Linked DNA regions of Homo sapiens: region 2 is linked to region 1. A link is an interaction called in ENCODE POLR2A ChIA-PET data of the cell type or tissue named here. Cell type or tissue: A673. All regions are shown on one strand. Links, peaks and the distances in the headings refer to the core of each region. The heading gives the core; the rest is flanking DNA.

Region 1 (8,340 bases), core at 254-8,253:
TATATTGCATTTTTATTTGCCAGGAACTAGAAAACAATTTTACAAAAGAAAAAATCATTAAAATGAGGAAAACACCAAATTCTAAGAAATAGAGCAGAAAAAAATAAAGATTCATATGGAGGAAAATGATAAGACACTAAAGAAAACACAAGTATCAGAAATATACAATCTTTTTTGAATAGAAGGCCTGAAAACTGTGAAGATGGTCAGTTTGCCCCAGATTCAATCAAACCCAAACAAAATTCCAACAAGTTTTTTAAAGACCTGATTCTAAAATTCAAATAGATGAGCAAAGGACTAGAAATAGTGAAAACATTCCTGAAGGCAAATAACACAAGGAATCTGCCCTACTGTATATAGTATATACTAGTTATTGCACACTGTATATATCAAGACAATAAAGTGGTAAGTAATTAACATACTGTGATATTAAAATATGGGTAAACAAATTCACAGAACAGAATAGAGAGCTAAGAAGCAAACCCACACAAAAATGAAAAATTAATACGAAACAGTAAAAGGAAAACATACTAAATGTTTCAGGGACATTTAACAATATTAGCAATGGTTACCCACTTGAGAAAAAAAAGAAACTTGAATCCTAACTTACACTACATTAAAAAACTAGGTATATTTTTTTAAAAAAACAAACTCCAGATGGGTTTTTAATCTGAAACGTGAAAGTCTTTTAGAAGAAAATATAGAAAATATATATATATACTTAAGACCTTGTGATAGAGAAGAATTTAAGACAAATAAAAATACAAAAAAATGAATCACAAAATCAAGAAATTAATAGGTTGACAGTATTAAAATCAAGAGCTTCTATTCACTTTAGTGAATAGAAGGCACTTTAAATGAAGTAAAAAATAAATCTGAAAAATAAAGCACATAAAATGAATAGTTATTCAAAATATATTAAGAAAAAGATAACTCAATTTTTACAAAATGGACAAATAATAATAGCAAGCATTTCAGTAAGGGGGAATACAAATGAAGACATGTTTGACATTATTAAATTAAATAAGCAGGAGGCCATTTGCCTGAGGCTGTCTCCTTACCTCGAGTTATGACCTAACAAACTACAACCTCATTTAGTGCGCAAACACAAACCTAATTTAGAGTATTTTTTGTAAAAAATAGCTACTTTTCAGCCAATCACAGGAAGTCAACTGATCAGATCATGCCCAAATAAGGCAAATACTTCATCACACCCTACCTGAACAAGGCAGGTGGCTAGTTGCAGCCAATCAGGTGATTTCTCACTTTGCTTGCGAGTTCAGCCTGTACGAGCTTGCTGCTCACACTGCTCGGCAGAGCTCTCTGAACCTCTTCTGGTTCTGAATGATGCCTGATTCATGAATCATTCTTTGTTTAAATAAAATCAGTTAAACTTTTTGTGTCTAAAGTTTTTCTTTTAACATTAGTAACCAGGGAAACAAAAATCAAAGCAGAATAAAAGAGGATTTAACATCTATCCAATTAGGAAAAAAAAGACTAAACATACCATGTACTTGATAGTACAAAATGAATTCTTGGACACTGATAGTGGGAATGCAAAAAGTTTCCCCAAAAAAAACTCTGGAAAACAATATAGCATCATTTTGTAGAGCTGAACATTCACATTCCCTATATATGCTCTAGAAACTCACACATAGGCACTAGGATATAAAAATATTCATACCTGCATTGTTTATGATAGCAAAAAGGTGGAAATAACTTAAATATCAACAGAAGAATGGGCCAACAATTTCATACAGTGCAATATTACAACAATGAAAAGTAACAGCTATGTGCAACGGCATGGGTGAATCTTAGGAACAACGTTAAGTGAAAAAAGCTGCAGAAGACTACGTACAATATGGTTTCATTTAAAAGTTCAAACTCAGGCACAACTAGAAAATATATTGTTTGGGGGTACATACTTATATGACATAATTGTTTTTTAAAAGGACTGAAATGATGAACACAAAACTAAGGACAGTAAAACCTCTACAGAAGAGACAATGGGATGAATTGCCGATCAGCATGTGGGTGGATACAATGGTACTGGCAACATTCCCGTTCTTAAATTGGGTGTGAGAATCAAAGATTACCATGTCATTCTTATGCTTTGTAATTTAATATGCTACATATATTAATTTATATGTGTCAAACATTGTATGATAAAAATTTAAGAGTATTAAAATTAAAGCTTGAGAAAGCCATAAAAGCTCTCCTAATCGATCTATTTATTTCTTCCCAGTTAATTTTATTCATATTCCATTACCACATCTGTGACAGTCACTATTTCATTTAAATCCCACTCAACAATTTTAAAAATAGTGTCAAGCACAATGTGTGTTAAGAATCAGGAGATAGCACTGTAAGGAAAAACATAATGACTTTATGGAGACTTGTGTGAATGTTGCATCCTTATCTCTATCCCTAAATTGATTAAAATCAAAATAAATCAAATTAAAGTCATCTGATTTTCATTCAAAAGAGAAAAAGAATAAAATAAGTACATTAACATAATTTAGTGCATTTCTTTATTCTATTGGTGTATGATAGGCAAAGTCAGTTTCTTTACTTCCATATTACACTAAACAGATTTAATCCTCCTTAAATTATTAAAATACAAGAGGAAATGTCTTTTTTAATCTATTAATGAGGAAGTTGCTTTTAAGAGCCTACTACTATGCTAGATACTTCTGAAAATAAATTAGTTACTTGTCCTAATAATTACAAAAAAGAGAGAAAGGGAGAAAGAGCCTCAAATAAGTTAAAGACCACAGAACCTTTAATGGAGACAAAGCCTTAGAACTACAAGCAGTGTTTAAAAATAATTTTTTTAAAAAGCAATGTGGCTAAACTTACAGGGTGAAAAAACCCAAAGTACGTCAGAAAAACAATGAAAAAGAGATCTATTGTAGATGACTTACCATAATCTAAAATGAACGTCTATATTTTTAAAGTATATTCTTTGATGGAAGAAATGAATATCCTTTAAAATAAAATAGGTATCAGCAAGAAAAGGTTTGAAAAATCTCAACACCACTGTTACTCAGACTTTTCATGTTGTTAAAGAGAAACTGATATTATTTCTTACTTATATTTGAAAGGGAAAACTATTTTATTTTTAATTTCTGTATAAAAATGAAAGCCAAGCAGTAATTCTATGCAGTGAACTGCACAGAACAATGCTCACTTGGTATTCATCCTAGCTCTTAAATAAGTGTAGCCTGCCAACTGTAGCCCAATCCATTATTCTGAACCTCATTATCCAATTTCTCTTTCTAGAACCTTTGTTTCATTTCCTCCTTCCTATCAGGCATTTAGTTCACTGTTCTGAAAACTCTTGCCAAAGAAGTAACAAGGAAAAGGAAGACAGGCTCACATTTGCTTTGCTACTAGAAGCAGCTCTAAACCATGACTAGATGTAAAAAAAAAAAAAAAAAAAAAAAAGGCTGGCTATAGAGAAAGAAAACTTTAAAAGTATGGCCTCTTATAACCTGAGTGTCTCAAATGCCTCATGCGTTTAAGTCAGTCAACCCTTCAAAGGGACAAGGTGGCCATGGAGACATCTTTACTCTTCTATGCTTGTTTTTCTGTAAGAATGTCATTAGAGGGTCAGATATACATGGCCCTTCCAGAGCTCCCATGGAAGGAGCGTGGGGTGAGGAGAAGGCAGACATGAGGGGTGCTACATAGTACCCCATAAATGTAAGACCAACCCCAAACCATCCTGAAGGCTTCACAGGCTGGTTTAAGGGATGGAGAACTGGGATGGCAGGAAATTATTTCCCCTACAGATACCTGCTCAGTAGTCTAACTAGATTTAAAAGCTATTTTTTGTAAAACGGCTTTCAACTGGAATCCTATTTAGCTAAATTACTCTGTCAAAATAGTCTGCTGTAATTTGAAGATACAAGGCAAAATAAATAATAAATCACGGAATACAAATGTCATAAAGAGAACTTTATTTGCCCACAATATTAAAAGCACATAATCAATTTTGCTCATTAACAGATAGTGTTTCAACAGTATTTACCTCACTACCTGACCATCCCTACATGCTCTTCTGCATCACATCTATTTTTTTATATTACTTGGAAAGATAATCTATGTTTTCTATGGTGAAAACCAATTTTTTCCTTTCAAGTTTTTAATTTTAATACAAAATTACACCCATTGCAGCTGGTGAAATAATACAAAGGCATATAAATGAGTGGGTCATCTTCCCTTGCTCCTCTTCCCACTATTAACACATATCTGTGTATAAATCCTTTCCAACATTGTCCAATCTCACAGAAGCCTCTGTGTGTGTATGCGTATATATATATACATATAAATACTTGTATACACACTTGACTTTGTTAGTTTTCACAAAAAAATAAGATATTTTACATACTACATTGCAATGTTATTTTTCTTATTTGATAAGTTATCACCATCAACTAAAGTAATTAACACTTTTTCAAAGCTGCGTGATACCCCAAAATATGAGTATACTACAAATGATTCAACTGTTCTTCCACTGACTGGTATTCAGGCTGTTTTAGTTGCCTTAGGTTTTTGTCGCTACAAAAAAAAAAAGAAAACTGCATCACATGAATGCACACATGAACACACATGCATGGACACGGCCAACTGTGTTCCTTATATTGGTACTTTTATTGCTACAGGACAGTCTCACAAACAGGACTTTCAAAAGAGCTGCAATAACCTTTCACACTTCTACCAGTCATACATTAATATGTGGGAAACAGTTATAGAATGTGCTATGTGGCTAAAATGTTTCATGAAGCAAAGTCCACAACATTTTAAGTATCAATAAGTTCAAGGGGATTTCTAATTTTGTGATATGTCTATACTGATTTATTTCATAAGGCTACATTTATGAGGTATATGTATAGGCATCATTGCAAGAATAAAGTTTACATTCAAGCTGATTTTAATTTACCTTTTTTTGAAACTTCTGCCCCATTAAGTTCTTTTTGTGCTTCTTCAATTTTGTCTAAGAAAAACAGAGAAAAATTTATAAATTAATTTACCTTAAACAAATAAGAGTACAGTAAAGCAAACATACTACTTTTAAACAGTGTCAGATACCTAGTAAAAAATGTGTTGAATAAATTATGATACAGATGTGTATAAACTGTTGAAGGATATATTCCCTTTTAAATTCATAATTTTAATCATTTCTTAGTCACAAGGACTATTTCCAATTAATAAATGTTTCCATAATGCAAATAATTAGTACACTTTAGATACTGAACTACAGCTTTAAAAGTCTAGTCATCTAATCAAAGTATCTAAAAATAATACTATCTTTACATACAAAGTACCTAATAGGGATTTTAGAGATATAACAAATGCTTACTAGCTTAGAAACAACCAGATTAAGCAAAGCTAAGACTTAAGACAGAAGACAGAAAAGGATGGAAAAACAGAGACGAGGATGAGCTGAAATATGGCATGGCAGAAAGTGTCTATATCCCTTGCTGGCAGCATAGAGCTGACAGCATCTATGAAGTATGAGGACAGAGTACTGCATTCAAGAGGTACTATACACAACTCACTGCAGAACTGCTACACATGTGCACAGTTTTGTCAGACAGATGTAACCCAGGAGCAATAACTAAGAGAATTGGGAGCAGTGCCTTGCTCCTGCTGTTCTTTGACCTGGGGCTCTGGGCACAACTGGATTTTGTAAATATGTGCATGCTCTATTTCAATAATAATTAATTTAAACTTTATAAGGATATACATACTTCATGACATGGGCAGTAATCGATTCCAAATTTAACACACTGGTCTAGGTACTTATTAAAATGGCAAAAGGAACAAATTCCCAGGGTACTATTTTGTACTGAACTGAAGACAATATTGATAATTATATAACATTCTACATATCCCAAATGTGTAAGTACAATTTAAATAAACGCATCAGCTCAGAAGTTGTCTCCAATGCTGACCCTACCGCTGCTCACTGGCCATGGAAGATGTAACCTCCAATATGGTATCCTACTCCAAATAAATAAAAGGCAGACACCGCACACCATGGGCCCTTCAAACTCTGATCTACCTGCCTCTCTCCCTATCTTGCCAGAAAGGCCAAGAAATTCAGAGAACCTTCTATTTACAGATCAAACGTCTTTCAATTGCATATTGATCCAACTTGCCAAGGCAAAGTGGGAGAACAGAACAAAGGAAGCAAGCTAGTTTGAAATATAGGACATTACATCTCAACAATAGTCAAAAATAACTAAATTTTCATCCTGATAAATGTATCGCCCACAGCAATGTCTTATTTGCTTCCTGCGAATTATCAGATCCAGAATATAATTTGAGAGTAGTACAGGCAATCTTTGGAATAAGACAATTTTTCTTATTTATAAACTTTAGTTACTGCTCATGAAACGATGAGTGAAGTTGAAATAGTCCTGGAAAAAAACACACATTAAATGCAGAAACTGGATCCTGTGCTCAGTGGTAGTTTTGCTTCAGACAGAAAAATATGGAATGCTTGCATGAAATCCGTATTAACACAGTGTAAGTAACAAAAGGCTAAGACCCACTTTTAAAAAACGAAATACATGAATTACCTGCAGATTTTCAAACTATAAATAATAAACAAATCACATAACATATAGTACTTGAAAAACATGTAAAAGGACTTTTATTACCAAAGCACTATTATTTCTATGCCAGTAATTCACCCAAACTTAAGAATCATAAATAATATATATGTATTATATATTCACAGTAGTAACAACTGTGCTTAATAGTTTATGTGCACATAATTTTGCATTATATAATCAAAACAACTTTTCTTAATAGAATCAGTTGTGGCTTAAAGCAACAAGAACTCATGATTAACAAATACTTACAGAATAGCTGTTGTTAAGTAATTGAAGTTTGGCCACTTTCTGTTTGCACTTCAACATAACAAAACTCTTACAAAAATAACTTGTTTATATCTGCTTACAAAATACTAGTCTCTGCTTTTAAAATTTTCAACTAAGTTACCTTTTTATCTTGATAATAACAGTATATAAATTTAGACTACTGATTTAGGACAGCTACTACAATAAATATAATAAGTACCTCCTCAAATGCTTCTACCTATAGCTCCACGTCAATAGGTAAACAATCTCCAATTAGCTTGTAACAGCCATTATAAAAGCTTTTGCTTTGGGCAAGTTTTATTACAATTCCTGTTTATATTTAGTGTGTTTTTATAATTCTCCTGGTAAATATGATGTGTTTTAAAGACACTCTCCAAAATTACAAAGAAAGTAGTCATTTACTACACGCTCTTAACTGATTCATACAAGACAGTTTACTGATATGTAAAGCGTTATTTATATTTTTTCACCGTGACAGAGAAAAAATATAGTTTTACATTTCAACTAATATCCCACGTGCATACATATTATGCATACATGTAATTCCCTATTAAAAATGAAAAATCCTGCCCCTTTCTCAACTACATTAATTTCAGGGCTGCCTGCTAGACTCTAAAGCTACAGCTTTAAGTTCATCAATATAAGAGGCAGTTTCCAACACATCCTTTTTGCCAAACCTTTACCAAGGGTAACACTCCCCAGCAATCACATCTCTCACCGTAAGTCTTGATTTAGGGGAGGGGGAGCAAAGGGAAAAAAATGGCATGTTAGACTCTAAGACATCCCCCATCATGCCCTCCCACCACCACTGGGATCTGGGTTAACAATTTCCCAAAGAACTATACATTCAGAAATAAATAATAGTTTCTCTGTTGCTGTTACCTAAAAATAAAAATAGTTATACAAACAAAAAGAATACTCATACCACGTCAGTAAATCTGAAGCCCATAATATGCATTCTTACTATAATGAGTTCTTACTGTATTTAAATTAACATGTAATCTTAATTCATTCAATTTTTACATTAAATACACTTGGAGGAGCCATCACTTGGAAGAAAGATCCCAGCAAACACGTGAATGGATCTGTAATCTTTAAGATCCAGAAAGGCCAGTGGCTAAAACAGCAATAGGCTAGAAGAGAAGTAACTAATAGTATAGACTAAATTTTTGTCCTACAACTATTAAAAATGTATACTATTAAAAATGTATACACAGAAACTGTTAATGATAAAGGCTATAAGAACTATCTTGTGTGATACCTTAAATTAAAAATTTTGTGTAAGAAAATGATGCAAAAATATCTCATTTTCAACACTCACAAATAATCATAAAAGAAGTCTCTTTATTAGTGAAACATAATCTGAAACCACTGAACAAAAGGAAAAAGTCCTAGAGCCGTTAAGAAATAATAATCTTTCTTTTAGGGTTTCTGGAAGAAGACTGAA
Region 2 (8,340 bases), core at 32-8,031, 69 kb after region 1:
TTTCTAAACTCTTACTAATCAGGAAAGAACTTTCTACTATCAACATCAGCAAGTATAAGCATGATGGTTAGAAGCAAAAGCACTGCAGACTCCTAGCTATGTGACCCTGGGCAAATAGCAATCTTTCTGTGCCTCATTTCCACATCTATAAAATGGGAATCATAAAAGTACCTGTCTCAGGTAGCTGTAGGAATCAAATGAGAAAACATGAAAAGCCCTCTGAACAGAGCCTAGTAGAGACCTGTGGAAAGGTTCGCCCTTTTTATCATCGTAAGACCTATATAAAACCACCTCCCTCTTGCCACTGGGCCTTCCCATCTGCAGAATGAGGAGGCTGAACTAAATGACCTCCAAGGTCCATCCTTCCTGCTGTAAAATGTGTAATTCTCTCAGAGAGGCGCACAAGAACCCAGCAACACAAGGGAGAGCCTTGGTTCACTCCTGGCGTGGCTTAACCAACCACCTTCCAAGTCCCTGTGTATCAGCCCAGTTTATTTTTCTCTTTATCTTTAAACTATCAAATACCACCCTAATTGTATATTTAACCTATTTCCATCTGGATACTATATTAAGCAGTTGTATGCTCACCCTATCTTTTTCTTCACTGGCAAATCTGAAAGAATTTGAAGATAAACCTATGTAAGCACACTTCAAAGTACAAAATAACAAGTATGCTTGGTTAAATTCATACTCTAGTCACACAGGCACACAGAAATTCTGTGGACAGAAACACATAAGGACCATAAAAATCAAGCTTTGTATTAAGTAGGTGTAACTCTTAAATCGTATGGTTCCAATTCATGCTTAGGGACTGCTATCTCATTACACAGCAGCCAACCGTTTTGTTATCACTTTCTATTTTTTCAATATGTTTGCATCACAGCACAGCCTTAGAATATTTTCTAGAACAAAATTCATCATAGAAAATTTCTAAAAACCTTTTGACAACTTCTCATTAAAATTGTAAAAAAAAAAAAAAAAAAATCAAAATCAATGCAACTGTATACCAAATGTAAGCCTAAAGCCTCATGATCAAAAAGAGCTTCTTTCTCAAAGAATGACTTGAGCACTGAGAAGAAAGGTCTCTCTTTGGTTATAAGTTTTTGTGCTATAGTGAACAATGGTTAACAGTATAACAGCATCACCTGTAATGAGCATAGTATTAATATGCAGAAGAGTACTGCAAAAATGTTTTTAAAGAGTTAAATATGTACATGAAAAAGTAAAGCACTTAATTTATTCATAAAATATTTTTCTGCATAATACAAGAATCAACTTTAGCCCAGACTTGCTCAAATTATCACCATTTTAAATGTGAAGCTTAAAAATGTTTTTCTATGATAGGAGATTTTACACAAATTATGTATTTTTCCGTTCTATGGTAAGATAAGATTGTACCTCATCAGAACATATTTTGTACAAAAATGTTCTAAAATAAAATCATTACTCTGGTTAATCATATTACTACATTTTGTATTTGCTTTTAAAAAGAAGCATTTGGCTAACGTTAATAAGCATTCAGAAAGCATCAAATAAGCTCTCAACATGAGCCGAAAAATAATTATCTGCAAAAAAAAAGGAGGCTTGCTATGTTAACTCCATTTTCATATTTTTATCCTCCTCAAACTAAGCACTGTCAGCTATCTACATGATCGCTCCTAGTAACTTTTTCACCCATATTAACAAAAACTATTTTTTAAATTATTACTTATTTCCTTTCTAGCTACAATATAGAGAATTTCTTTTGTTTTTGTTTTTGAAATAAGCCATGGGGTTGTTTCCACTACAAGATTTTTGATTTCTCAAATCTTAAGGCTGTCAGCATGGAACTGCTGACCTAACATTCAAATGTGAAAAACGATGCTTAAACAGCTGGAATTCCATCTGAAAATCATCAAAATTAAACCTACTCCACTTATCAGCTCAACAAGATAATCCCTACATAACAAGTAAACGTAAGATTTTATTCCTGGTAGTAGACTTTGTAAAATAACCACTGGAGTAGGCCCACAATTGATAGCAAATGAAAACATTCATCTTAATCAGATTAATTCTGAAACCCCGGCTGGGCTTCTCTTGTGTCACACAGAAGCGGAGGAGGGGACAGAGAGATGGCTGCCATCTTGGAACCTAAGGAGAGCACTTCACTTCAATCCCGCGTGATCTGTGACACCGACATTTTTTAAAAGAGTTCAACAATAAAACAGAAGCCCTCAGAATCTGTTTCTTGAGAACTAAGTGAAGACAAATATTCTGTTTAACCTCATCTAACACTGTCAAAAAACGAGGCAAGGCTTAAATGAATTTAAGTGGAAAAATGGAGGGAGCAGCACATTGGTAAGAATATTCCCAAATTATTTTCTGCACTGACCTCTCTCCCCCAGATCCCAACCTTTGAATAGTCAGAACAAGAATGGGACATGTCAGTAATCAACATTGAGCACATGAGAAGCCTAAAATGCATTTACAGATTTTATGTAGATATTCCTGTTTCCTGTGTTTATAAAGCATATGGAACCAAGGAGTCTGACATAAACCAGTTTTTTACAGAAAGTAGTAGCTCTCTGGATTGAGCGTGTACCCTGTGTCAGGCACTGTGGCAAATGCTTACATTTGCCATATCATCTCATCTTCACACATCATCTCCATTTTACACACAAGGAAACCAACCACATAGCAAGTCAGTGACTGCATGAGGCCAAACTCTTTGTCTTTATAGTAATTAAATGTACCAAATGGATAAGCTATAAAAATCCTGTATATGGGCCAGGCACGGTGGCTCATGCCTGTAATCCCAGCACTTTGGGAGGCCGAGGCGGGTGGATCACGAGGTCAGGAGTTCAAGACCAGCCTGGCCAAAATGGTGAAATCCCATCTCTACTAAAAATACAAAAAATTAGCTGGGTGCGGTGGCAGGAGCCTGTAGTCCCAGCTACTCAGGAGGCTGAGGAAGGAAAATCATTTGAACCTGGAGAGTGGAGGTTGCAGTGAGCCAAGATCGTGCCACTGCACTCCAGCCTGGGTGACAGAGTGAAACTCCGTCTCAAAAAAAAAAAATCCTGTATGTGAAGTAAAATTTCATATAAAACAAAAGTTAACAATAACCACCTGGTTTATCTGTTCAGGCAATTAAAATTATCACAAGTTTTTAATCAGAAGCTACCAAATATTGGAAGAAGCATTTCCTACTCGAGGTTCAAAAATGTAAACAAATTCCCTGAGTATAAATCATCTCAACCCTCTAGTTTGCTAAAAAGTTGACACAACCAGGCCAGGTGAAGTGGCTCATGCCTGTAATCCCAGCACTTTGGGAGACCAAGGCGGGTGGATCACTTGAGGTTAGGAGTTCAAGACCAGCCTGGCCAACATGGTGAAACCCAGTCTCTACTAAAAATACAAAATTAGCCGGGGGTGGTAGCACAGGCCTGTAATCCCAGCTACTCCGGAGGCTGAGGCAGGAGAATTGCTTGAACCCTAGAGGCGGAGGTTGCAGTGAGCCAAGACAGCACTACTGCACTCCAGCCTGGACAACAAGAGTGAAACTCCGTCTCAAAAACAAAAAGTTAACACAACCAAATATTCTTCTGTTGCACACAGATGACCAAAATGGTCTCTTCTAACATATTATAATCCCGCTAAGATAAGAGACCTGGAGAAGAATGATCATGATGTAATATTGTAAGTACAAGAAGGCACATGTGGACACAAGCAAAGGAGACCCAGGGCATGTCTGTGGAGGGGAGGAGGATATCTGACAAGAGAACAGAAAATGGGGGAAAAAACTCAGAGGTGAAATCTTTAGCAGAGACATCTCCCATACAGAGTAAGAAAACAGTAGAAATGGAAAAGGAGAAGAAGTAACTTCCAGAAAGACAACCAAGCACAGAAATACCGGATGTGCATGCTGAGCTCCTGAAATGGCAAATGGCTATGCACAAGATGCCGTGGAGAACAAGAAGGCCAACCGTGGAAAGCGACCCCATGTGTCAATCAAGGCCATGATCTGATCACATTCCTCAGTGCTACTTCTCACATTTTAAGGAGTCTGGGCCGGGTGCGGTGGCTCACGCCTGTAATCCCAGCACTTTGAGGCGGTTGGATCACCTGAGGTTAGAAGTTTTGAGACCAGCCTGGCCAACGTGGTGAAAACCTGTCTCTACTAAAAATACAAAAAAATTAGCTGTGCGTGGTGGCAGGCGCCTATAGTCCCAGCTACTTGGGAGGCTGAGGCAGGAGAATGGCTTGAACCTGGGAGGTGGAGCTTGCAGTGAGCCAAGATCACACCGCTGCACTCCAGCCTGGGTGACAGAGTGAGACTCCGTCTCAAAAAAAAAAAAAAAAAAGAAAGAAAGAAAGAAATCTGGTTCTCAGACAGGAAAAGAGTTCTCATTTTTTGCAGAGTGTTCGGAGCCAAATGAACTCAACCAATAAAAATGAAAAACAGCTACACCAAATTTTCAAAACATGTTTTGCAAAAGGTTAATACTTAGTATTTTCCACACTGACTTCCAATCTTAAAGGAAATGAAGCTCTGAAACCCTAGGCCCAAATACAACTAAAGTAAGTAACACCTCTTTTCCTTTTTTTCAAAGCTTTGAAACACATTCACAAGAATGAGTGGCAAAACACGAATAGAGCCCTTTATCACAACGGAAGAGGCATGGAACCCCCTGCAAGTCACCAACTCCTCCATTCCATGTTACTCAAGGGTCCAAGCGAAGGCCTGAGAAGGTGGTGGAGATAACCCCTCCACAGAGCAGCGATGAGTAAGGAATGATGGCTGGGAGACACAGCGCTGCCCTGCTGTCAACTCACCAAGACCATGCGGAAGAGCCACCCCGTGCAGTCCAGTGACCCTTCTCCACGGAACCCAGGACAACATGCTAAGCCTTTCTTCTGAACACCAAGTGCTGCTCTCATGCTCTTCCAAAATTCTTCAACCTCACAAAGGATAGGTCGGTGTCAAAACGGCACCCACCACGTTTCCTGCAGATGGGAAACAGGCATGGAGAACTGATTCTATCTGGTTTAACGCTGGGCCAAGGGTGAAGAGACTGAATTCAACAAAACCACAGTCCTACACAGTATACAGATCACCCATCAAGTCGGACACTGTCTCACTTATGTCCCCAATTTGTTTCCTGCCCTTAACCTAACAATTCTTCTTATACCTTTTCTAGTAAACAACCTCTAAGAGCAAAGAAGTAGATACTCCATCTCCTTATAAAAGCAGTCTATGCAGGCTTAATTTTCAAATCCATGCAAACTTTCTATACTCTTCCATGATAGATTCCGGTATTGCACATTTTTATGCTTGCCTAATACTTTAATATGTGTATACGTGTGCACACACAGACAAGTATACGTATTTTTCCCCAAGTAAAATTCACATTCCTGAAAGATACATGTTACCCTGTGGCTTTGCACATCCGTAGGGATATATCTGTCCCAGCAGGAGAACCAAGAATAAATCAAAGAAAGATTACATTCTAAGAGGTGAAACTACCATGGAAGCATAAGAAAAATATAATTTGAGAAAGTATCAGGTATCTGCCTTTTAATACGGACTTGATTACCAAGCACAAGACAAACATTTCAGACTATTTCCCCCAGGAAGCCTAAAAAGAGGCGATGGGTTTCCTGAAAGCTCCTGAGCTGACGGCAGAAACAGTAGGGGCAAACTGGGCTGTGACTCCTCTTCTGGTCTCCCAATTTCCTCTCCCCGCATTTCTTATCTCATCGCATTAGAGATGTCTTCTAGTAAAGCAAAGCAGTGGATCACAGGTAGGGCACAACAAACCTGATATTCCAAACTGTCACAATGAGATATTAAAGATACGCTCAAAAATTAATCTCAGGAGCTGATGGTTACCTGCTTACTCTAACCCCCACATCCTTCCCAGGGCTCGAGTCCTTACAGACATTGTGAGGAGCGCGGAAGTTTCTAGGTGTCACCGCCGAGCACCAACCCCTCTGTCCCTTTGCTTACTCAGGGTTTCCCATGGGGACCTAGAGCTTCACTCCCGTCCCCCGCTGCTGAGTGAGCTACACTGGCTCAGAAGCCGCCGCTTCCCTGAAGTCTTCCCCTTCCCCATCAGAAGTCCCACTGAGGTGGCTTTAGTGTGCTTACTAGAGCTAATCTATTCCAATCTTTTCTTTAGTGGCTGTGAGTTCTTAACTACCTTAGTCAAACAACTTCCTAAACGCTCACAGACAAGTCAGACACAATTTATTCCAAGTTCTCTTTGAAAACTTTAAAAATATCTTAAAGAAGCAAGTTTTCTTATTAAAACTTTTAACTCTACATATGAAATGTAGGCTTAAATCTGAGGGCCTTTCCTGATCTGATTCCTCCTGATTCTCCTGCTCCAGTATCCTGCCTCTCTGTCTCCTTCTCATCCCTCCTGAAGAGAACTTCTTATGCTCTAGAAGTAGAGAACCATTTAAAGTTGCTCAGAGTCCCCAAGTTATTTCACAACCTGCTACCCCAGGATGAAATGCACTCACTTTGCCTTGTCAGCTTCGCAGATAACTTCCCAGCCTTAAGAACCAAATCCAGGTGTTAACTTTCCTTCCCTAAATCATCATTCTGCTTCACCCCAAACTGCGCCCCCTACAATGGGGACAAAATAATGACTCCCTATCTCTGTGGAATCTCCATACTATTCATTTCTCACCATAGTACATAGTTACATGTTTACCTATCAGCTCTTCAACTCCATTCTTCTTTCGAGACCTGTGTTTTATCATTTTATCCCTATCATAAGAACATGAAGTACATGAAGGTAGTAATGAGAGGTGACACCGTGCTGTCAGCCCTCACTCGCTCTCGGCGCCTCCTCCGCCTTGGTGCCCACTCTGGCCGCGCTTGAGGAGCCCTTCAGCCCGCCGCTGCACTGTGGGATCCCCTTCCTGGGATGGCCCAGGCCAGAGCCGGCTCCCTCAGCTTGCAGGGAGGTGTGGAGGAAGAAGCGCGGGCAGGAACGGGGGCCGCGCGTGGCGCTTGTAGGCCAGCTAGAGTTCCCAGTTGGCGTGGGCTTGGCAGGCCCCGGGCAGTGAGGGGCTTAGCACCCAAGCCAGCAGCCGCGAAGGGTGCGCCAGGTCCCCCAGCAGTGCCGGCCCACTGGTGCTGCGCTCGATTTCTCGCCGGGCTTTAGCTGCTTCCCCGTGGGGCAGGGCTCAGGACCTGCAGCCCGCCATGCCTAAGCACCCCCCACGCCATGGGCTCCTGCACGGCCCCAGCCTCCCCGATGAGCGCTGCCCCCTGTTCCTAGGCGCCCAGTCCCATCGACCACCCAAGGGCTGAGTAGTGCAGGCACAAGGCGCAGGCAGCTCCACCTGTGGCCCCAGTGCGGGATCCACTGGGTGAAGCCAGCTGGGCTCCTGAGTCTAGTGGGGACCTGGAGAAACTTTATGTCTAGCTAAGGGATTGTGAATACACCAATCAGCACTCTTTATCTAGCTCAAGGTTTTTAAATACACCAATCAGCACTCTGTATCTAGCTAATCTAGTGGGGACCTGGAGAACTTTTGTGTCTAGCTCAGGGATTGTAAACACACCAATCAGCACCCTGTCAAAATGGACCAATCAGCTCTCTGTAAAACAGACCAATCGGCTCTCTGTAAAACGGACCAATCAGCAGGATGTGGGTGGGGCCAGACGGGAGAATAAAAGCAGGCTGCCGGAGGCAGCAGTTGCAACTGCTTGGGTCCCCTTGCAGACTGTGGAAGCTTTGTTGTTGTGCTCTTTGCAATAAATCTTGCTACTGCTTGCTCTTTGAGTCTGTACTGCCTTTATGAGCTATAAAACTCACCGCAAAGGTGTGCAGCTTCACTCCTGAACCAGCGAGACCACGAACCTACCAGAAGAAAGAAACTCCAAACACATCTGAACATCAGAAGGAACAACCTGTGGACACGCTACCTTTAAGAGCTATAACACTCACGGCGAGGGCCTGTGGCTTCATTCTTGAAGTCAGTGAGACCAAGAACCCACCAATTCCAGACACAGTAACAAACATGTGCTGAGTTGAACATTTATTTGATACAGAAAGGAAAAGAGCCTATGGCCTGTAAATCTGTGTTTCTCAGGATAGTCATTTTATCTAGAATGTTATGAACATATATTTTAAATATGAAAAATGTTTAATACTTATGGCCTAATAAATAACACCTTCAGATCAATCATGCACTCGTTCCTTCAACAAATATTTGGGCTGCCATTAGCTGCCAGGAACTGTGCTGGGCTAGGGCTGCTGCTCATCTGTATGCTGCACTTGTGCAAACTAGAACAGGGTGCCCTCCCTGGACAGATAAAGCAGGGCCCATGTCTCCAAATGC

Evidence for each region. ChIA-PET counts read pairs that join two places held together with the same protein. Peaks named below come from ENCODE experiments on the same cell type or tissue, not always from the same donor. Only the 100,000 strongest peaks of a DNase experiment are listed, where the experiment ranks them.
Region 2: POLR2A ChIA-PET joins it to region 1 with 5 read pairs; 5 of 35 experiments call an interaction of 5 or more read pairs at or near these places.

The regions. Positions count from the first base shown.
Region 1 is chr6:12,085,843-12,094,182 of GRCh38, reverse strand. It overlaps HIVEP1 (HIVEP zinc finger 1), which reads right to left. Exons shown (of 9, transcript NM_002114.4): 3 at 4,946-4,999. Among named protein-coding and RNA genes, the nearest start is that of HIVEP1, 78 kb to the right of the region's middle. In A673, for the core only: no CTCF peak of the experiment used is centred there; a DNase peak (open chromatin) is centred at 3,282.
Region 2 is chr6:12,016,894-12,025,233 of GRCh38, reverse strand. The region is part of intron 2 of HIVEP1 (HIVEP zinc finger 1); the gene reads right to left. Among named protein-coding and RNA genes, the nearest start is that of HIVEP1, 8.8 kb to the right of the region's middle. In A673, for the core only: no CTCF peak of the experiment used is centred there; a DNase peak (open chromatin) is centred at 2,063; H3K27ac peaks cover 963 bases.